Linked DNA regions of Homo sapiens: regions 2, 3 and 4 are each linked to region 1. The links are chromatin loops, found by intact Hi-C in ENCODE. Cell type or tissue: PC-3. All regions are shown on one strand. Each heading gives the region's core, and the rest is flanking DNA. Links, peaks and the distances in the headings are about the cores only.

The links. Hi-C counts contacts between places; a loop is a spot of excess contacts. Peaks named below come from ENCODE experiments on the same cell type or tissue, not always from the same donor. Only the 100,000 strongest peaks of a DNase experiment are listed, where the experiment ranks them.
Region 2: a loop joins it to region 1, with 4 times the contacts of the local background. A loop is called at or near these places in 3 of 110 quality-filtered maps.
Region 3: it touches region 1 in a loop (8-fold over the local background); 24 of 110 quality-filtered maps call a loop at or near these places.
Region 4: a loop joins it to region 1, with 4 times the contacts of the local background. A loop is called at or near these places in 24 of 110 quality-filtered maps.

The regions. Positions count from the first base shown.
Region 1 is chr11:62,051,375-62,057,195 of GRCh38, forward strand. It overlaps LINC02733 (long intergenic non-protein coding RNA 2733), which reads right to left. Exons shown (of 3, transcript NR_183616.1): 2 at 4,378-4,554; 3 at 1-894. Among named protein-coding and RNA genes, the nearest start is that of LINC02733, 28 kb to the right of the region's middle. In PC-3, for the core only: a CTCF peak has its summit at 3,335; DNase peaks (open chromatin) are centred at 1,607 and 3,317; H3K27ac peaks cover 2,207 bases.
Region 2 is chr11:62,105,562-62,111,382 of GRCh38, forward strand. No RefSeq gene overlaps it. Among named protein-coding and RNA genes, the nearest start is that of INCENP, 16 kb to the right of the region's middle. In PC-3, for the core only: CTCF peaks have their summits at 2,623 (motif pointing left) and 2,832; DNase peaks (open chromatin) are centred at 2,610 and 3,760.
Region 3 is chr11:61,896,810-61,902,630 of GRCh38, forward strand. It overlaps RAB3IL1 (RAB3A interacting protein like 1), which reads right to left. Exons shown (of 10, transcript NM_013401.4): 8 at 5,633-5,732; 9 at 2,505-2,571; 10 at 492-1,551. The coding sequence ends at 1,469. Among named protein-coding and RNA genes, the nearest start is that of FADS3, 8.2 kb to the left of the region's middle. RefSeq lists a silencer at 2,210-2,259 and enhancers at 2,610-2,659, 2,627-3,598, 2,710-2,779. In PC-3, for the core only: CTCF peaks have their summits at 1,013 (motif pointing right), 1,228, 2,495 (motif pointing right) and 4,738; DNase peaks (open chromatin) are centred at 1,002 and 2,492.
Region 4 is chr11:61,960,787-61,965,786 of GRCh38, forward strand. It overlaps BEST1 (bestrophin 1), which reads left to right. Exons shown (of 11, transcript NM_004183.4): 10 at 1,469-2,107; 11 at 3,318-3,675. The coding sequence ends at 3,336. FTH1 (ferritin heavy chain 1) reads right to left here. Exons shown (of 4, transcript NM_002032.3): 2 at 4,583-4,729; 3 at 4,201-4,326; 4 at 3,499-4,105. The coding sequence ends at 3,941. Among named protein-coding and RNA genes, the nearest start is that of FTH1, 4.3 kb to the right of the region's middle. RefSeq lists an enhancer at 4,854-5,000. In PC-3, for the core only: no CTCF peak of the experiment used is centred there; no DNase peak of the experiment used is centred there; H3K4me3 peaks cover 1,572 bases; H3K27ac peaks cover 3,551 bases.

The sequences.
Region 1 (5,821 bases), core at 402-5,401:
TGGATCCCAGTATTGTATAAAGAAGAAGCATTAAAAGCTTGCCACCAATGCCAGCGAAGTTTGTGCCATGATTTCTGATTTTCATCTTTTCCATCTAATTGATCTTTAGGTCCCCAATCCACAATGTCTCCAGTTAACATAGATTGTTTTCTAGCCAGTGGACCAAGACACTGGGTCCATAGATGGGGGTAGGAAATACTGAATGGAACCCATTCCGTATAATCAGCACAATTAGGGTGATTGGGCCAGGAATGGTTGGTTAGCACACCAGTTACGTTAATAGAACCAAGACTTAACAGGTGCATGACTTTTTCATAGTGACTCAACCATGTTTGAGCTTGAATTTAAGACAGCTATGGCTGAGCGATGTCTTTGTGGTGATACACAAAGGAAGTCCTTCCAGTGGAGCAGTATAATTAATGACATTATTCTGAGAGTCTAACTGTTCTATGTCAGGGGGAGTCAGGAGTCCTGGAGCCCACTCTCCCTGATCATGATAAAGCTCAGGAGGAGTGTCACTCCAAAGAATAGGTCATACTACTGGGGGATTGGGAACATATGCCCAATATGTTTTTGCCTCTGCACAGGGAAAACATATCACATTGGACATTATGGCTAACATGGCCAAGAACATGGAATCAGGGGTTCTGGCCTGTCCCTGATGCTACAGTAGTTTCTCAGCTTCCTGCATGGTTTTCTTGAGTTGTCCCCAGCTTATGGGGGTTGATGTCATTGGGCTCTGGTCGGACTTCTCTCTGTCTTTGCACTCAGGCTCAGCTGGCTCACGGCTCGTACCGGAGGGACCGGGCCCATGGTTGGCCACCCTGGGCTCCTCAAGTCTCCCGTTCCATGGTCGCACACACCTTGAGGGCACCCACACGGCTTATCCATCTCCTGTAAAAACACAAGCATACCCTCGTCCCCATATTAGTAAATACACCAGACCTTTCCATTGTCCTTCTTCCGGGGATTTCTATAACACTTTCAGATAAACTTTCCTCTTTTCATCTAACAATTGCCAATGTCTTTCTTCTGGAGTCTTACCATTCATACCAGGAGTCAAAAAATTTAAGGTAAATAAGGCTAAATGTAGTTTTGATTGAGGTGGTAGTTGGCCTCCTATATCCCTTTTTTGTCTTTTCAATATGCATTGTAATGTTTGATGTGCCTGCTCTATAATGCCTTGTCCTTTAGGGTCATAAGGAATTCCTGTTTTATAGGTTATAGCCCAAAGCTGTAAGAAATTTTTAAAAGTGTGACTAGTATTAGCAGGTCCATTGTCAGTTTTTAATTGTTTAGGTATCCCCATATGAGCAAATGATGACAGACAATGTCACTGTACATGACCAGCTGTCTCACCTGTTTGGCATGTAGCATGCAGCATATGAGAATAAGTGTTTATAATTGCATGAACATAGCTAAGCTTACCAAAGGCTGCTATATGTGATTGTGTGTGTGTGTGTGTGTGTGTGTGTGTATATATATATATATATATATATATATAAAAATATATAATTGTTATACGTGACTGGCTACATTTACAACATAAGCTGAATCACAGACAACGTTGATAGGATCTGAAGCTGTGAGCTGTAAAACCTGAATGACTGCAATTAGTTCTGAGCATTGAGCTGAAACCCCAGAGGTCATTATTGTTTCCAGACTTTTTTGGAATAACAAATTCCGGTGAATTCCAGGGGCTAACTGACGTTTCTATATGTCCTGCATTCAATTGCTCTTTTACCAACAGGTGAAGTTGACCTAGCTTCTCCTGTGTTAGGGGCCATTGATCCACCCACACAGGTTTGTCACTAAGCCATTCTAATGATAAGGCAGGGGGCGGAGGAGAAATATCAATGACCCCCATCAGAAATCCTGACGTCCTAATGCTTTTCTATCTGTTTTTCCAGTTACTGATATCAGGTTAGGGTTTCCTTGTAGAAATTTCCCTAAACCTTTTCTACTCTGATATCTCATGACCTTCAACATTTTAAATTCTGGTTATCAAAGTTTTCATTTATAAGCCTCATATCCCATGCTGTAAGTAAGTCTCAACCCCATAAATTGACAGCTATATTTGCAACATAAGGCTGAAAAGTACATGACTGTCCATCTGGACCAAGACAAGGTAAAATCTCAGCATTTGTTGAACACTTTGAGCTGTTCCTACTCCCAATAGGGACATAGAAGTTAATTGCAAGGGCCAGGATGGGGGCCAATTGTCTTTAGATACTACTGACACATCAGCTCCTATATCCATAAGCCCATAAAATTTCTTTCCTTTAACTTGTATTACACAGGTGGGTCTACTAGAGGCTATGGGTTGGGATAGATAGATTTCCCATGCAGTTGTGCTCCCGAACCCTTTGTTTCCTTGCATCTCCTTTTGTGGAGAAGGGTGTAATTTGCAGGGAATAAGCAATAGCTGAGCAATATATTCTCCCAGTTCAAAAACCCAAAGATCTTGCGACATTAAAACTACTTGAATTTATCCTTCATAATCAGAGTCAATCACTCCCGGGACTACAGTGATGCCCTGTAAGTTAAGATGGCTTTTGCCTAAAATTAATCCTGTGTATCCTGTTGGTAAAGGTCGCCAAATACCAGTGGGAACTTTGATAGGTTTGTCTCCACCAACTACTGTTATTCTTTCTCTGGCAGGTAGGTCTAATCCTGCACTTCCTGGTGTTCCTGGGGTGAGGGAATCAATGTGCCTCTGGGAACCCATCCCTGAAATGGGGTTGAGGTCTGGACTGGGAATGCCCTCATTGTTTGAGGGGCCTGGGTCCAGGCCCCTGTCTCGTTTCCCGACGGGGGTGCTATTTTGATGAAATTTTGAGTGGCACTGATTAGCCCAGTGATTTTCTTTGTTACAGCGAGGACAAAGTCCTGGCATTTTTTTCCGCTGAGTGGGGCACTGCATTGTAAGGTCCTTTCTGTCCTGAGATCTGGTGGCATTCCTTTTTAAAATGTCCAGTTTTTCCATAATTATAACATTTTCCCATTTTAGAGTTTGACCCTTGGCTCCTTTTAGATTTGTCAACTGCTGAATTAGCCATTGCTTGCACTAACATTGCAGATGGATGAAGCTCAGTTCCTACATCCTGACAAGCTCAGAGAAAATTTCCCAAGTTTTTTGTACACCTCACTGGTGCCAGTGCACGTTTACAATCCGCGTTTGCATTCTCAAAAGCTAGAGTTAAGGTTAGCATTTCTGCAGCCGCAGTGTGAGGAATATGACACTTCACTGCCTCTTGTAATCTTGCAAGAAATTGCGCATAGGGCTCCTGTGACCCTTGCATGATATGTAAGAAGGATTGTGCTGGGACTCCCTCTTCAGGAATTGTGGCCCAGGTGCATTTAGCAACCTGTGCACACTGCTGATAAGCAGCCTCTGGGAGTGTCATTTGTCGTTCCAGGTCTGAATAAGGGCCATTACATAACAGCATATCCTTTATAAATATCTCCATGTCCAGCAACACGATTCTGTCTAGCCTGCTCTGCACACATTTCTTGCCAATTTAAATTCCATGTCAGATATGCACTAGTGGACAAGCAAGTTCACACCAAGTGTTTCACATCAAAGGGTAAAAGACACATAGCACTGAACACAGATTCTAGCAATCCTAAAGTGAATGGGCTCCATATGCCATTATTTACTACACTCGCTTTTAATTCCTTCAACAACTTAAACTCTAGTGGAGTGTGTTCATGAATAACCTGCTGTGGATTATTTGGATCAGGCCTTATGGAAATAGGAAAAGCATAAGGTCCTAAGGGCTCTCCAGCCATGGCAGCAGAGCATAAAATTCTTTGTATTGGGGTCTCTATTTCTGCCACTGAAGGAGGCAGTACAGACATTTCTGCAACTGGAGGAGGTGGTATAGGCCAATTTTTATCCTCCCTCTCCTGTTTCTTATTTTCAATTGGAGCTGTGGGTGGGACAACAGATTCTTTCAGATTTTTAGATTCAGCCTGCTGTCCTGCAGAATAATAAGGAGATAATGGCAGAAGCATAGTACGAACTAAACTCCAAGTGGAGAAAACAGAAGAATCAACTTTAAGACCTTTTTGATGAGCCCATTTTAATCCTTCTGCTGTTCTGTCCCAGTTTTCCACATCAAGAGTGCCTGCCTGTGAAAACCATAGGTTATGCAAAATAACCTCCTGCAGCAGCTTAGTTAGTGTCTGAGAACTAACCTGAGCCCCAAACTGTCTCAACAGAACTTTGAGAAACTGCAGATAATGTTATTCTTCAATAGGCAAATTCTGCCCCATGTTACCCTGATTGCAAAAACTTCCCGTCCAGGACTTCTTTAAAGCACTGCTTCCAATACCTCTTTAGGACACTGATCAGTACCTCTTTAGGGCACTGACCTTATATCTGCTGCTGGCAGACTCGTTCCGGGGTCCGTGTTTGCCTTGTCAATTTCAGTTCCTCTGCTCCAGCAGACCTTCTTCGCTCACATCCTTGAAGTCCTGTGTTCAGACGCCACTTGTTGTGCGCCTGATTGTGTTGCTGTTTGGGGTGCCACTTGTAGACAGCCATGATCCCTGGTGGATCAAACAAAGGGGGCAAATGCAGGAGTAAAAGATAAAGACAAAAGAGTATATTTGGAAGAATGGGTCAGGGGCACTTTGCCTCTAGTGGACAAGGGGCCCCAGCTTTACACAGCCCTCCATATTTATTGGTAAAAGAGATAACAAGAAGGAGGGGGAGTGGTTGTCCGCCGGCAGTTTGATTCACAGCAGGCTTGCAAGACTGCATCCTTGGAACAATAGGTGCTAGATTTCCCAGCAGATAACTTCAAGGAGCCCAGCGCCAGGGAGTGATGACCCTCAGCAAGCCTCCTGGAGGCAGGCACAGTCGTGAGTTCGCTCACATCCTGCATTCATGATAAACAGTTTGCTGTTTGATCATATAGCCTCCAGTGGAATGCTGAGTTGGTCATGATCCCTTTGGTCTTTTTGGCTCCCAACAGGTCAGGATGGTTGCAGGGGTCCTGTAATCATCTCTCAGTCCTTGCTAATCCATGTATAAGGTGCAGTTCCTCTGGTGTTAATGTCTAGCAAATGGACTTTGTATCTTAATATGAAGGAAAGGGAAGGTGCTATGGTCTAAATGTTTGTGTCTCCCCACCTAACCCCCAAGGTGATGGTATCAGGAGGCAGGGCCATTGGGAAGTGATTAAGTCATGAGAGCAGACTTAATGTGCTCTCATGCATGGGATAAGTGTCCTTCGAGGCCCTAAAGAGACCCCTCACTCTAGAAGATGCCGTCTGTGAACCAGAAAGCAGGCCCTCCCCAGATACCAAATCTGCAGGCACCTTGATCTTGGACTTCCCAGCCTCCAAAACTGTGAAAAAAAGAAAGAAAAAAAAAAAAATATATATATATATATATATGAGATGGGGTCTTATTCTGTCACCCAGGCTTGAGTGCAGTGGTGCGATCATAGCTCACAGCAGCCTCAACCTTTCAGGTTCAAGCAGTCCTTTCACCTCAGCCTCCCAAGTAGGTGGGACTACAATTGTGTGCCACCATGTCTGGTTAATTTTTTTAAAAAAAAATTTTTGTAGAGTCAGGGTCTCCCTGTGTTGCCCAGGCTGGTCTTGAGGCTCAAGGTCCTGGGCTCAAGCCATCCTCCAATCTCGGCCTCTCAAACTGCTGGGATTATAGGTGTGAGCCACCATGCCCTGCCAGAAATAAATTTGTATTGTTTACAAGCCACCCAGTCTATGGTGTTTTGTTATGGTAGTCTGAACAGACTAAGAAGGTCAAGGGAAAATGACCTTCTCATGAATACTCCCTAAGGAAAGA
Region 2 (5,821 bases), core at 347-5,346, 54 kb after region 1:
CCAATGTGGGGGTTCACCCTGTGACAGGTGGATGGGCTGGAGTCCAGGAGTTCGGGTCCAGCCTAAGCAACATAGTGAGACCCCCCATCTCTATTTTTTTCTCAGACAGTATAAGAGACAGATGAAGCAAAGTGCATAAATGGCTGTGAGGAGCATGTGGTTTGTCAAAGCTGGAACTTTATTTACAAACAAGTTCCAGCATTATCTGAGTGGGTGCTGCTAACAATTATAGCGTGTTCTTTCAAACTGCAGACTGGGATTAGACGGTTTGCCAAAAAGCCACTGAGTACATCAAAGCGAGAATTCTGAATTCTCCATTTATCTTCAGATTTATCACTCCCTCCCTCTGTGCCCTTCTCTGCATCTGCTGTATGTGAGTATGGAGAGTCCACACAATTCAGTCTGTACCAGTGGTCTAGGTTTTCAACTACATCTCATTGGTCAAGCATGTTTGCATTCACAGAAGGAACCCTACCCCCATTTTTGTTTTCCTGTTTTATTTTTAGTACATTTTAGGCCTTAAGAATGTAGGGTTTTTTTGTTTGTTTTTTTTTCCTATGAGACGGGAGTCTTGCTCCATAACCCAGGCTGGAATGCAGTGGCATGATCTCGGCTCACTGCAACCTCCCCGTCCCGGGTTCAAGCGATTCTCCTGCCTCAGCCTCCCATGTAGCTAGGAATACAGGCATGCACCACCATGCCTGGCTAATTTTTTTTTTAATTTTTTTTTTAATTTTTAGTAGAGACGGGGTTTCACCATGTTGGCCAGACTTGTTTTGAACTCCTGACCTCAGGTGATCCGCCCACCTTGGCCTCTCAAAATGCTGGGATTACAGGCATGAACAACCATGCCTCACCAATAGTGTTTTATCATACAGAAATAGAAATTACAAATCTCTCAGGAAGTTCTTTGGAAGTGCAGCTTTAAAGACATACTTTTTGACCCCCACTGTTTTCTTTTGCCCAGCTTGGATATGTGTTCTGCCTTCATTGTCTCTTCAAGGAGGCATTCACAGGCAGCAGAGCTCTTTTGTGGAGGAACTTTTATAACATTGTCAGTTGCTTTAAGCAGACGTTCTCAAGGCTGATCTGTAGGCTGGATCCAGTGGCTGACAAGGATTTTACTGATTTGTACAATACGAGAAAAATAAGAACAATGCAATGAGTTTTTCATAAAGGAATTTTTTTTTTTTTGAGATGGAGTTTCACTCTTGTCGCCCAGGCTGGAGTGCAGTGGTGCAATCTTGGCTCACTGCAAACTCTACCTCCTGGGTTCAAGTGATTCTCCTGCCTCAGCCTCCTGAGTAGCTGGGATTATGGGTGCCCACCACCATGCCTAGCTAATTTTTGTATTTTTAGTATTGATAGGGTTTCACCATGTTGGCCAGGCTGGTCTCTAATTCCTGACGTCAGGTGATCCGCCCGCCTCGGCCTCCCAAAGTGCTGGGATTACAGGTGTGAACCACCGTGCCTGGCCTCATAAAGGAATTTATTTGTGTCACTTTGACGTATTCTGAGATTGCATGCCCTCTTCTTTTTGAGTTTAAATGTCTTTTATAATAGTAGGATAATAAGAGATAGGTGTTAAAAAAAAACCCATACATATTTACTTAATAAAATTAACTCAATGCTTAAACGTATTTGCAAATTTTGCTACTCTGTGAAATCCAAAAGTCCAGAGAACTACCATTTTAATGAATGCAACTTGAGATTTAATGTGATACAATGGATTTAATAAGATTTAATTAAATTCCATTCTGATGAGAAAGTTTTAGATAATCCAGCTCTCCATATTCAGAAAAGTCAACCTACCAGCCCAATTTAATGCTTAGATCCACCACAGGGAAGCAGAAATCAGTCTGGATAATGAAGACCAGAGAGCCAGACTCTTAGACCTAAAGGAACTTCAGAGATCACGTCTCATCATACAGCTGAGAAAATAGACTTGATGGTTTGTATTCCTGGTCCTGCCATTTACTTGCCATTGCCTTGAGCTAGCTACTCACCACAACTGCAAAGGGTCCCTTCAGGTCTGAAATTCTGAAACTTAACAAGTAACATATTAAGAAAAAGAGATGAGGCCGGGCACGGTGGCTCACACCTGTAATCCCAGCACTTTGGGAGGCTGAGGCAGGCGGATCGCTTGAGGTCAGGAGTTCCAGAACAGCCTGGCCAACATGGTGAAACCTCGTCTCTACTAAAAATACAAAAAGTAGTCGGGCGTGGTGGCACATGCCAGTAATTCCAGCTACTTGGGAGGCTGAGGCAGGAGAATCGCTTGAACCTGGGAGGCGACAGTTGCAGTGAGGTGAGATTGCACCACTGCACTCCAGCCTGGGTGACAGAGTGAAACTGTCTGAAAGAAAAAAGAAAAAGAAAAAGAGATCCATCCTCATGGGTAAAGGGTAAAATCCAGGGAAATTCAAGCTGATGCAGAAAACAACAAAATACTCATTTTTTTATTGCCCCAAATGGCCACGATTCATAAGGCTTTATTGTAGCTTGGTATGGAGGGGAAAACCAGATTCCTTATCCCACCCACCTGCCTCTTGCTTTCCTAATAAAGGTGTCATGGTAGTTCAAGGCCTGCGGATCAGTGGATCCAAATGCGAACAGTTACTGCCCCCTAGTGGATTTACAGTATGGTGCTCATTTATAAATTCAGATTAAAGCTTGACTGCCCTGTTGCTGAAAGAATTCATCTTTGGCGGTGGAGGGACCTTAAGAAGCCACCTTCATTTTTATGTTTTAACATGTTTTAATGCCCTCATTCTGCAGATGGGGACACTGGTCCTCTAAGTCACGTAGGTGCCCCAGGGCTTTTTGTTCCAAGTCCGGGGCCCACGCCACTGCACCACAGTTTCATTAGGCTGCACGAGCTCCAGCTATTTCTGGAGTTGCTGGGGAACTACCATGACCCGTCCTTCTGTGGCAGGGAAAGCAAGATACCACCTCATGTTTGGTTTGCCTCCCACTGCGACTTTTGCTGTGGAGGACACCTCTGACACAGCTACGTGACCTAGTAAGGCACACAGGGAGAATGCCGTGTGATCATGAAGGCAGATTTTCAGCAAAACACCAGAGCCAGGCCAGTGTGGTGGCTCACGCCTATAACCCCAGCACTTTGGGAGGCGGAGGCTGGTGGATCACCTGAAGTCAGGAGTTCAAGACTAGCCTGACCAACATGGTGAAACCCCATGTACTAAAAATACAAACATTAGCTGGGTATGGTGGCGGCGCCTGTAATCCCAGCTATTTGGGAGGCTGAGGCAGGAGAATCATTTGAACCCAGGAGGTGGAGGTTGCAGTGAGCTGAAGATCGCACCATTGCACTCCAGCCTGGGCGACAAGAGTGAAACTCCATCTCAAAAAAAAAAAAAAACACAATAACAACAACAAAACACCAGAAGCCACGACAGCTGCACCAAACAGATTCACCCTCATGGCTCTCAGAAGGGGCTGACCCAACCAACACCCTGATCTCAGACTTCTGACTTCCACAATCGTGGGATTACACATTTCTGCGGTCTAAGCTGCTCCGTTTGTGACACTGTTACAGCAGCTCTAGCAAGTGAATACAGATTTTGCAGAGATTTATCCCTCAAACACTTTTCAGTGGTTACTTTGATTTTGCTGAACCAAATTAAGTTGACTTCCCCAAAGCAGCCAACGACTGGAAAACTTCAAATTGTAAGGATATGTGAACTTCGAATCTCCAGTCCAGTGACTCATCCTGAGCAGGAATTCCTTATACAATGTCTTTGTCAGCCAGGGTAAAAAAGGGTGCTGTGCCCTTACAAAGAAAGTATGACAAAGAAACAGAGAAAGCTGGACTGCCCACAGCCAGACAAACTATTCTGTAATAGAAGTTAGGCTTAGAATGCAATGAAGAATTAACGTGCTCGACTACCTTCAATACTTGGAGCTACAGAGAGGTGCTTCTGATGAAGCTGGAAATGAGGAAAACGGAAAACACAGTTGTCACCTGGGAGCTCAACTCTGAGATCACTTATAAGGGATCAGAGCAGAGACACGCAAGGTCACCTGAGCAAAGCAAAAGGAAAGTCAGAGAAGCAAATGTTGGCATTTCCTATCCAAGCGCTGTATAAGGGAGAATGAGTTTCAGTCACCAAACCTGAAGTATCTCCTGTTCTAAAGGACAGGTTCTCCTTTTAGGTGGAGATAGATGCAGGGAGTTATGGCTGGAGGACTTCATGTATTTCTGATTCCATCGGCAAGACTCTCTCTGATATAAATGGAATGCACTAAGCTGTCATAGTTTGATGCCATTAACCATTCCTCGAATTGGCCTTCTTCCTTCATGATCACATGGCGTTCTCCCTGTGTGCCTTACTAGGTCCTTGGCTGTGTCTGAGGCGTCCTCCATAGTTTGATGCCATTAATAATTCCTCTAATTGGTAAATATTCCTCTAAACTATTAGCAACCCCATGCTAACTCCGTGAGTACTGACAACCTTCAGATTATCCGTGGCTTCCATTGTGCCTTAGAGAGAGAACACACTGGATTGCCCCCAGGTTAACTGGCTACTCATGACAATAATTCTTCATACTAAACCCTCAATAAAAGCCTCTGGCCAGGTGCAGTGGTTCACGCCTAAAATCCCAGCACTTTGGTGGGCCAAGGCAGGAGGATTACTTGAGGCCAGTAGTTTGAGACCAGCCTGGGCAACATGGTGAGACCACATCTCTACAAAAAAGTAAAATATTACCTGGGTGTGATAGCATGTGCCTGTAGTTCCAGCTACTTGGGAGGCTGAGGCAGAGGACTGCTTGAGCTCCAGAGGTTGAGGCTGCAGTGAGCTATGATAATGCCACTGCACTCCAGCCTGGGTGCCAGATTGAGATCCTCTCTCTGGAAAAAAAAAAGGGGCTGATTATCATTTTCCTCATGTGCTCTGCTTATGAAAGAGACTGAACAATAATATGCACACAAACATTCTAGTCTGATGAAATTTTATTCTTTACTGCAAGTTGATAAAAGGCACTCTTTTATTCTTTTTTATTTTTATTTTTATTTATTTATTTTTTTTTTGAGACGGAGTCTTGCTCTGTCGCCCAGGCTGGAGTGCAGTGGCACGATCTTGGCTCCCTGCAAGCTCCGCCTCCCAGGTTCACGCCATTCTCCTGCCTCAGCCTCCCGAGTAGCTGGGACTACAGGCGCCCGCCACTATTCCCGGCTAATTTTTTGTATTTTTAGTAGAGACAGAGTTTCACCGCGTTAGCCAGGATGGTCTCGATCTCCTGACCTCGTGATCCACCCGCCTCAGCCTCCCAAAGTGCTGGGATTACAGGCGTGAGCCACCGCGCCCGGCAAAAGGCACTCTTTTATTAACCTTCCGTCTGCACATTTTTTAGTTGGTGTAAATGAGCCTCTCAGCCATCACCATCATCACAGGGCAACAACTAACAAGAGGGAGCCTTTGAGACTTCAACACACAGGCCCTCAAATAAAACACAGCATGGGTGACTTCTGCTATCATCTATGGTGGAGGAACCGGTACAGAATTAGCCTTCCCACCATAAACTACAGAAAAACTAGACAAAAAATATGAGGCAACTCTTCCAGGCACTGGATCACAGGAAGAGAAAGAGTGTAATTCTGGAAAGAATGGGGTTTGAGACCAGCTTGGCCAACGTGGTGAAACCCTGCCTCTACTAAAAGTACAAAAATTAGTCCCGTGTGGTGGCGGGCACCTGCAATCCCAGCTGGGAGGCTGAGGCTGAGGCAGGGAGACTCCTTCTCAGAAAAATAAAAAAAAAGTCCTGTGGAGCTGAGGAGGTGAAAGATGCCAGACGCAAG
Region 3 (5,821 bases), core at 399-5,398, 150 kb before region 1:
TAAGACCTGGGCTTCCATGGTCCCCGCCTGTGCTTCCAGCAGACATCACCAATCAATCCTGCCACTGTCCCACTGAGCAACAGGCAGCCTCGATGCTTTGCCTCTGAGCTGCAGGCTTCTGTGAGACTGGAGGTAACCATTGCTGGATGCAAGGAGACCCAGGGGAGGACCTGGCCAAGGTGCCACAGTGAGGCAGTGGGAGAGCCAGCCTTGGTGCCGTTCTTCCCAACAGCAGGCCACCAGCCACGGGGAGAGGGAGGCCTGGCTCATCCCCCAGTAACCCACAGCCCTCTGAATACTAAGGGAGGACTCAAATAGTCCTCCCCACAGCAAGTAAGTGGTGATGGCGGAGGTGGGGTGGCTTCAGGATTTGGGTTTAATCCCAAGCACGAGGGCGGGCAGGGAAAGGATTTGGTTTCATTCCTTCAGATGCCCAAGCCTTGGCCAGAGCCCCAGGGTGCAGGAGTGAGGGCGCGTGGCCACCCAGCCTGTACCAACAAAGCCTGCCTTTATTAAATAGAGATCGCGTTACATTCCATCCAAAGAAGGAAATCCGGACGTGGTGAGGGATGCGTCCAGGTGGGAGCTCCGAACGCTGGTCCTGAGTGGGCTCTGATGGGTGGGAGGGCCCAGGTCCTGCCTGCCCACCCAGGCCCCACATGCCAGGGCGCGTGTCTGCATGGCCACCCACAGCTGAAAACAGGCGTGGGTGATCTGAAGCCCTGTCTGTGTTCTACTGTGGCAGAAAGTGCCCCAGTCCTTCCAGCGGTTTTGGGAGCAGGGCCTCCAGGAGCACAGGGCTGAGACGGGGTGGGAGGGAAGGTGACAAGGGAGGCCTTTATGAAGGGGGAGGGAGGAAGGGGGAAAGGAAGGGAGGAAGCGGGGGAGGGGTCTTGACTCATCTTAACAAGGCTTTGGGGCAATTCTGTGCTATGGAGGCCCTGCCAGCCCCTCCTAGTAGTCCAATAGGGAGGCCACCGGGAACAAGGCACAGGATGGCCACAAGGGGGTGCTGCTGGCCCAGGGCTTGGCAGCTGGGGTGGAGGGTACCCTGGAGATCCAGCCACCCAGAACAGTCCCTTTCTGAAGACAAGCCAGCAACAAGGCACCTGCAGGCAGTTCTGGGGACTGGGGAGGGGGCGCTGGCTGCCTCAGGTGTCCCCTCCCAAGGGCTGAGGCCCCCCGAGTATGGATCCGAGCTCCCTGGTCTTTGGTGCTTTCTTGAAATCCTCCTGGTGGTGGCAGAACCCAGTGGGGAAGAGAGGGGGGTCTTGCCGTGAAGTCCAGGCCCGTCTGTCCCAGGATGGACGTGTGGTGCTGGCTCAGTGCTGCCTCCATGGCCTGTCTGTCCATCCATTCTGCCTCTGGCTCAGGGCTGGCTCCAGGCCCCCGTCTCCCTGTGTGTCGGCTTGTTCTGGGGTGGGTGTTTGCTCTGTCTCAGAGCTCCCCTTCAGGCCTGGGCCGCGCCCTAAGCCTCCTGGGGGAAGAAGCCGAGCTTGGCCAGTGACATCTCCTTCCGCAACCTCATGATCTCCCAGAACATGGGCTCTGCTGCAGGCAGAGAGAGGGTGAACAGGTCGGGGACAGCTCAGGGTCACCTCGGGCAGATGGCCAGGTCCCCTCCTGTGGCTTTGGACAGAGCAGCTGGCACAGCACCCTAGGGTCCCCGGCCCCCAAAACAGATGACCTCAGTGAGTGGCTGGACCTCTCTGAGGCTCCACTCTTGAGCCTTGGAAACTGCTGAGTGCCGACCACACCCGAGGGATCTGTTTGCACTACACTGACGGCCACCCCCACAGCCCGACGCAGACAAGCAGGTACACGCTGTCACATGCCACAGCGGTGGTCCAGACCTGGGAACTACATTAGACAAGGCACAGATGCCTCCCTGGGGTCTCACAAGGACCCTGCGCAGTGAGGCGGGGACCACAGCGGCCATCCAGGGACCTAGCAGGTGTCAACACCCAGCATGCCTTGGCCTTGGCCTCCAAGAGGACTTGACCCCCAGGATGGAGAGGAGATAGCTCCTTACTCAGAGGGTCGGGCCAGACTGGTTCAGGAGAAGACTCAGCAGCGAGCAAAGGTTGGTGGAGGAGCGGGGAGCCAGGCCTTGCAGAATGGGCTGTGGGGGGAGGGGGTGGAGGGAGGCCCTGTCCAGCATGGAGTGGAGTGGGAGCAAAGGCTGGAGGTGGGTGACCCTGTGTTCAGGTGACCAGGAGGAGGGGCCACCACCTCCAGGGCCAGGGAGAGATTCACAGGGGTGGCCCCCTTGTGCGGGGCCGGGAGAGGTTTGGGGACAGGAGAAAGACCAGCCGGACGGACTCAGGTACAGAGCTCAGCACCCAGGAAGTTTGTGAACGCTTTACTAAACCACAACCCTCCCCGCTCCCCAGCCTCCTAGCTGAGTCTTGCCTCCACTAGGGGCAGGTGGGCCCAGAGGGCACTTCCCCATCCAGCCCCACTCCCGTGTGCGATCCCTGCACCGGCCACCAGGGGGCGCTCACCGTCCTGCCGCACCAGGCCTTGCTGGATGTAGCGGATGTAGGTGAAGAAGTTGCACACTGCGGTGATCTGTGGGCAGAGGTGGGGACGGTGTGACCTGCCAGCCCCACGCTGGGGGTCCCCTGACAGGCGGATCTGAGTCCAGAGCAGGAGGCCCCAGGTCCCTGCAGAGCCAGGCAGTGCTCCCTGACTCAGCTGGGACTGGGCTTTCAAGTAGTAATCAACAACAGCATGACTAGCCCTGCTGTAATAGCAGCAGCAGCAGCAGCAGCCATTTCATCAAGCGCCTGCAGCGAACGGAGCAGACGCGCTTATTATTCCATCTTACATGGGGGAAAGCGGAGCCACCCGGGGAAAGCCGCTGACATCCATCACGGAGATGGCGGAGCTAATGAACCAGCATGCAGCAGAGCTGTGAGATGAACCGGGCAGGCTGTCCCGGAGTCTACACTCGCCCTCTCACAGGCCGGCTTGCTCCAGATGCTGGAGTTTTGGGCCAGCCAGGCCTCAGTCCAGTGCTACTGATAACACTGGGAAAGGAAAGGGGGTCAGAAGCCGCTCACCTGGGCTGCCCGGGGCCCCTGGGGCCTCAGGCCTGCTCCATGCCAGGCCCCGGGGACCCTGTGTTGGCTCAGACACTGCTATGAGGACTCACACCACGGAGAGGGTACTGTTGGTGCCTGGCCCAGGGCCCCTTCCCAGGCCCGGGCCCCATCTCCCAGCTGCTGAGAGTGGGGGCACTAATGGCTCAGAGGTGCCCCCCTCTGTACTCACTCCTCCTGTAGACCTCAGCCGATGACTGACTTGTGTGGAGATAGAAAGGACAGTCCCCTTGCCTCAGGGTGGAATCAACTCTGCTAAGAGCCCGGTGGATGGGGCTGAAGCTGGGCTGTAGCTAAGGCCACATCCTGGCTGGACTCCCCCGTCCCTTCCCTCATTCTCCTGGGAGCTGCACACAATCTCCAGGTGAGGCTCTGCCTCTTCGGAACCCAGCCTAAGACAGGGTGGAAGGTAGCCGGCGGCTGTGCCCGCCCGCAACAGCCCCTACTGAATGTCCAACACTCCTGGGGAGGGACATCAAGTGAGAGGGGCACCCGCAGGCTGGGGAGTGGAGAAGCTTCGGGGAGGGGCGGGACGGTGGTGGCCTGGCAAAGATAGGGAGGTGCGAGAGAGCGGGGCGAGGTCGGGGGACCAGCCCGTCGTGGCAGGGACACCGCTGCACAGGGAGGGTTGAGGAGAGGCTGCGGCAGGAGGGTGGGGCAGGGCAGAGCTCAGGACAGGAGCAGGGACAGTGGATGCCCACAGAGGCTCATGAGCAGGGAGTAGCAGGGAGGGGGCTTTCCCTCTCCAGGGAGTGTGCTAGGGAGAAAACACTTCTCCCTGTGGACCCCACATGTCTTGGTCTTTCAGGGCAGGGACCACATCCTAAAACTTCAGACCCTCCTCACCTCATCTCCCACCCCCAGCTTCATCCAGTGCAGCAGGACACCCAGGCCAGGGACTTAAAGTGCTAGAGGTGACATTGTTGAGCACGGGAACATCTTTTGTGGGGCCTGCTGTTGAGCCATGGTTGGGCCTGGAAAGCGGTGATGGAGATAAGTGGCCACTGAACAAGGCTCAGTGGGCACAAATCCACAGGGTAGGGGCTGCAGTGGACTCAGAGCCAGGATCCCAGGTCTCGGTGTGTGGCCCTGAACACACCCCTTTCCTCTGCCAAGGCTCAGCCTCCCTTTTGGTAAATGGGTGCTCAGCACACCGCTGGGAGGACTCACGCTCGGATGCCTTGTGGAGTTCATCAAGGACAGTATAGTCTGCTGCCAGCAAAGGGACCATTTGTCCCCTTTAGACCTGCTCCCCTGCGAGGAGCCTCTAGCAGGCCTGAGATGGTTCCTCAAGCTGTGTCACTGGAAACGTGTTTCCAAACATGTTCTCTTGTTCCCCTCAATCCTCTTAAGAGTCAACAGAGGGACAGAGGAAGAGGAATCCCTGTCCTCAATCCCCAGCTTGGTGAGAACCCCTGTCCTGGTCTGGGTCACTCGGCAGGGGAGGGTGGGAGCTGGGATTCCTAGAGGCCCCTTGGCACTCACGGCCGACTTAAGGCTGGTGCACCAGACGCACCGCTGAACCTTTTCCAAAGCTTCGGCCAGCACCTGAGTCTGGGCGTCAGGAGCCCCGCACTCTAACTGGAACTCTAGCATCACTCCTGGATTAGGTGACATTGAATGACAGAGGGGGGCGATGTCATCCCATGACATTTCATACATAAGGCTGCATCTCAGCCGACTGGAGAGTGGCCCTCCTGATGGCTCTGAAGTCAGCTGCCCTGTGCAACAAGGCCCTGTGGCAGGGGACTGCGGGTGTCCTCTAGAAGCTGAGGGTGTCCCCTTGCCAGCAGCCAGCAAGAAAATAGGGGCCTCAGTCCTTCAAACACAAGGAACTGAATGCTGCCAACAATGTGAGTTTTGAGGAGGACCCTGACTTCCAGAAAGGAACACAGTCTGCTGACAGCTTACTGCGACCTTGCAAGTCCCTGAGCAGAGAATCCAGTAAGTAAGTAGTGCTTAGACTCCAACATGGGGAACTGCGCTATTTTAAGCTACCAGGTTGATAGTAATTTGTTACACCGTAATAGCAAACCACTGCCCTTGGCTTGGCTGTGTGGCCCGAGTCAGTCTCTGCGCCTCTCTGAGCCTGTACCCTGCTCTGTAAATCAAGATGTAAGGCTGGGCGTGGTGGCTCACACCTATAATCCCAGCACTTTGGGAGGCCGAGGCAGGCAGATCACTTAAGGCCAGGAGTTCGAGTTCAGCCTGGCCAACGTGGTGAAACCCCATCTCTACTAAAAATACAAAATTAGCTGGGCGTGGTGGCACATGCCTGTAATCCCAGCTACTTGGGAAGCTGAGGCAGGAGAATTGCTAATGTCTGCCTGGGAGGCAGACATTGCAGTGAACTGAGATTGTGCCACTGCACTCCAGCCTGGGTGACAAAGACTCTGTCTCAAAAAATAAATAAATAAAATAAGTAAATCAAGGTGTAGTGCTATTCATACTCCCAGGCCCAGGGCCCAGTGTCCCAGCACCCAGGTGGCCCCAAAGGAGTCAAGTAACGCTTGCAAAGGCTGACTCACCCTGGCCCGGGAAGATGGCGAGATGTAGTAATGGCTTTTGGAGTCCCCGAGCCGGATTCGGTGGCGGCAGGTGCGGGTCAGCCCGCTCAGGGCACATGTGCTAGGGGAAAGCAAAATGGGTCACGGGGGCTGGCTGGGGCTTGCCCCTCTCCCTCACCCCTGCATACAGGGAAGATGCAGCAGCTGAGA
Region 4 (5,000 bases), core at 1-5,000, 91 kb before region 1:
CGAGTAAAGGGCTCAGGCCACCCACAGCAGCCAGACTTATCCCCACATGGTCCCACTTCCCTGATTCCATCTGAATCCCTCTTGAGCTGCAGTGGGCTGAAGGGCTATCCCAGCTGGTCCTTTCTCCCCAGGACAACAGAGTTGAAAGTGCCTTGGAGAGTGTTGGGCACATGTCAGGGTTCATACTCAAGGGTTTCTTCCACGGTATCCAGTGCTGTTCTCGCTTGTTCTTTTCTTTTTTTTTTTTTAAACGGAGTTTCACTCTTGTTGCCCAGAGCTGGAGTGCAGTGGCATAATCTCGGCTCACTGCAACCTCCGCCTCCCAGATTCAAGCAATTCTCCTGCCTCAGCCTCCTGAGTAGCTGGGATTATAGGTGCCAGCCACCAAGCCCGGCTAATTTTTGTATTTTTAGTAGAGACAGTTTCACCATGTTGGCCAGGCTGGTCTCGAACTCCTGACCTCAGGTGATCCACCCTCCTCAGCCTCCCAAAGTGCTGGGATTACATGTGTGAGCCACTGTGCCTGGCTGCTTGTTCTTTTAAGAACCAAATATCCTACTAGACTGCAATCGAGTTTAACTACAGTCTATAGATAGTGTGAGGAAGGGTTGGGAAGGTGATCAAATGAAGGCTGGAGGCTTGCTTAGGTCAGAAACATTTCTGGAGGATGACTTTGAGCCCTACATGGTCTGTACCCCAGCAGCTGAAGGTTGTTGAGGGGTGGGGAGGGCTGAAAACAGAACGATAAAGCATAGACCTTGTCTCCAAGGAATGCACAATTTATGGAGGGAGCTCAAACCCAAGCCTCAAACTCTGGATACAAGGTACAAAGTACTGGATGTCCAGAAAAGGGACAGAACATGGAACACAGTCATCTTTGTCTGCCTGGGAGGCGGCTTCCAGCTGGGTCTGGAGCTGAGCCATGGAACATGGGAAGAATCTGAACTTGGGCAAGGGCAGGCCATACTCTCTGGTAGATAAGCTTTCCCTTGCAGGGTAAAGGTCTGGGGCTCCCGGGATGCCTGTTGCTAGGAAGTCAAATTTCTCTTTGTGGATGTCACTCCCAGTTGGAACCACAAATTCCTGGCATTGCCCAGAGTCACTCATGGGCCTCATCTGAACCACTCATGCCAGGGCACCAGTGTTTCTGACTGCCTGGAGTGAGGGGTTTTACAGGGGAAGTGAATGATGAGGAGGCCTTTACACGCCAGGCGGGGTGGTTGCGGGGGTTGGATGTTAACTCTGGTCAAGAGGGAATCAACAAACAGTGAGGTGAGCTGGGCCTGGAGGGATCACCGGGAGGTACAGGACAGATCAGGAGAGAGGTGAGAGCTGGGGCATGGTGAGGAAGACGGTGTGGCCTTGGCTTGGGCCAACTGAGAGAGAGGAGCGGGGGTAAGGGAGAAGTAAGGCCAGGTGTTGGTCCTTTGTCCACTGGCTCAGCCCTGCATCTCCTGTTTCTTTCCAGCCTGAACAAAGAGGAGATGGAGTTCCAGCCCAATCAGGAGGACGAGGAGGATGCTCACGCTGGCATCATTGGCCGCTTCCTAGGCCTGCAGTCCCATGATCACCATCCTCCCAGGGCAAACTCAAGGACCAAACTACTGTGGCCCAAGAGGGAATCCCTTCTCCACGAGGGCCTGCCCAAAAACCACAAGGCAGCCAAACAGAACGTTAGGGGCCAGGAAGACAACAAGGCCTGGAAGCTTAAGGCTGTGGACGCCTTCAAGTCTGCCCCACTGTATCAGAGGCCAGGCTACTACAGTGCCCCACAGACGCCCCTCAGCCCCACTCCCATGTTCTTCCCCCTAGAACCATCAGCGCCGTCAAAGCTTCACAGTGTCACAGGCATAGACACCAAAGACAAAAGCTTAAAGACTGTGAGTTCTGGGGCCAAGAAAAGTTTTGAATTGCTCTCAGAGAGCGATGGGGCCTTGATGGAGCACCCAGAAGTATCTCAAGTGAGGAGGAAAACTGTGGAGTTTAACCTGACGGATATGCCAGAGATCCCCGAAAATCACCTCAAAGAACCTTTGGAACAATCACCAACCAACATACACACTACACTCAAAGATCACATGGATCCTTATTGGGCCTTGGAAAACAGGTCTGTCCTCCACCTGAACCAGGGGCACTGCATTGCCCTGTGCCCCACCCCAGCTTCCCTTGCTCTGAGCCTACCCTTCCTCCACAATTTCCTAGGGTTCCATCACTGCCAGAGCACACTGGACCTACGCCCAGCACTGGCTTGGGGTATATACTTGGCCACCTTCACAGGGATCCTAGGGAAGTGTTCGGGACCTTTTCTCACTTCACCCTGGTATCACCCGGAAGACTTCTTGGGACCAGGTGAAGGAAGATGAGGTTGTGCTGACCAGAATGCTGCTGGAGAACTGCCCCAGGGCTGACAGGCCAGGCTTAGCTGAGCAGATGTTATCACTGGCCCCAACTTACTTTGAGCAAGGGTGGCTGACCCAAAACCATGAGGTGGCAGTCAGCTGGATGACAGATGAACACTTCCCCCATAACTATTTAGGGTAGTACCCAAGCACTACAGGAAAGGGTGGCAGGAACTGCCTCACTCCTAGGAACTGGTAGATGGTGAGGTTGAGGGTGTCCAGCGCCCTTAGGTCATTTTCTCACTGCCTGGGAACCTCACCAAAATACTTCTTGCTTCCTTGGGGTCAGCCCAAAGCTGTCACAAAATCAGATATTTCCCTTTATTCCAGATTTCCTGGACACTTTCACCCAATTATAAACACCCCACTTCAGCCCCAATCACGTGGGAGGAAGTGTAACTTCCCTTTTCTGGATTCTCAAGCAGTTACTTTCACGGTCAGAACACGCAGCTATTATGATTGAAAACTTAAAAGGGCAACAATTTCAGTCTTGCTTCTAGGGCTAGACAGGAACTTGGCAAACATCTGTGGCCTGTTCAGCAAAGGATGTTAATATTTAAGAATCTTGTCTTGGGCTGGGTGTGGAGGCAAGTGGATCACAGGAGGTCAGGAGTTTGAGACCAACCTGGCCAACATGATGAAACCCCATCTCTACCAAAAAAAATACAAATCAGCTGGGCGTCGTGGTGTGCCTGTAGTCCCAACGCAGGAGGTTGAGGGGAGAATTGCTTGAACCCAGGAGGTGGTGGTTGCAGTGAGATTGAGCAACTGCAATCCAGCCTGGGCGACGGAGTGAGACTGTCTCAAAAAAAAAAAAAAAAGGATCGTCTCAACCTTTGCCCTCCTACTGCAACATTTTGGTATTTGAAATGAAGGGACCTTCCATACTTATGCTGTTAATACTTTCATTCTCACTAGGGATGAAGCACATTCCTAACCTGCTTCCTAATGGGGATGCTTCGCCAGCCAGGTCCTCACCTGTGTGTACACCAGCAGGACACTGATCCAGTCACAGCCATACAGCTGTCCACACTGAAGAACATGTCCTACAACAGCCTGAATCAAATGGTTAGCTTAATAGATAAAAATCCCAGACTACTTCAGCCTTTAATGCCTTTTATTCATAAAAACTGTGAAAGCTAGACTGAACCATTGGAAACATTTAACTCAGACTCTGGATTCAGAGTCGGGAACCCTTAGTTCTATCTGAATCCAAGACAGCCACACCTTAGTATACTGCCCAAACTAATGAGTTTAATAAATACAAATACTCGTTTCTTTTTGATTAGTGTGATTAGAACTGAACAACGGCACTTAAGGAATCTGGAAGATAGCCTGGATAGATTTCTGATTCATCCCAAGACCTCAAAGACAACACCTGGGTACCAAATTTCTTTATTTGAAGGAATGGTACAAATCAAAGAACTTAAGTGGATGTTTTGGTACAACTTATAGAAAAGGTAAAGGAAACCCCAACATGCATGCACTGCCTTGGTGACCAGGGAAGTCACCCCACGGCTATGGGGAAATTAGCCCGAGGCTTAGCTTTCATTATCACTGTCTCCCAGGGTGTGCTTGTCAAAGAGATATTCCGCCAAGCCAGATTCGGGCGCTCCCATCTTGCGCAAGTTGGTCACGTGGTCACCCAATTCTTTGATGGCTTTCACCTGCTCATTCAGGTAATGTGTCTCAATGAAGTCACACAACTGCAAAACAATGGGGAAGACAGTTAGTGGGCAGCTTTCCCAATCCCTAAGGCAAATGATTTCCTCCATTTATTTCCTGGGGTTCCAATACTCACATGGGGGTCATTTTTGTCAGTGGCCAGTTTGTGCAGTTCCAGTAGTGACTGATTCACATTTTTTTCCAAATGTAATGCACACTCCATTGCATTCAGCCCGCTCTCCCAGTCATCACAGTCTGGTTTCTGAATGAGAATAGGTTAATGCATCTCTACCAACTAACCTAGAAGTCAGCAAGCCCATCATCTCTAACCACCACGTTTTGGCAAAAGGGACATTACTATTTGCCTAATTTAGTTTAGATGGTAAGCCTAAAAAAGCACAAAAGGCAAAAGCCCAGTGTATCATCACTTTATAAGGGCAATTGCTAGTTTAAGTGATTTCTGATACCCGAACACTGCCAGATGATGAAGTATGACACCCCTAGGATCTTTTGTTCACCTTGATATCCTGAAGGAAGATTCGGCCACCTCGTTGGTTCTGCAGCTTCATCAGTTTCTCAGCATGTTCCCTCTCCTCATGAGATTGGTGAAGAAAGTATTTGGCAAAGTTCTTCAAAGCCACATCATCGCGGTCAAAGTAGTAAGACTGAAAGGGGAACACTGAATGTGTTATACTAGGGATCCCCAGAGACAGGTAGCTGTGACGATCTACAGGGAGGCAAGATGGTCTCGTCAGCCTAGGCTTCCTTTCTCAAAGCACAGCATGAAGGAATCAGTGCCTAAGGAGACTGGGGGGCAGATGAGCTACTGGATTGAACCCAAGAGTAATGTTTCTATTCTAAAATAGAAAACTGAAACTTGATCCTTGAAACTTAACTTCAAGGAACCTTTAGGATATTATGGGCATTGCCTGGGGC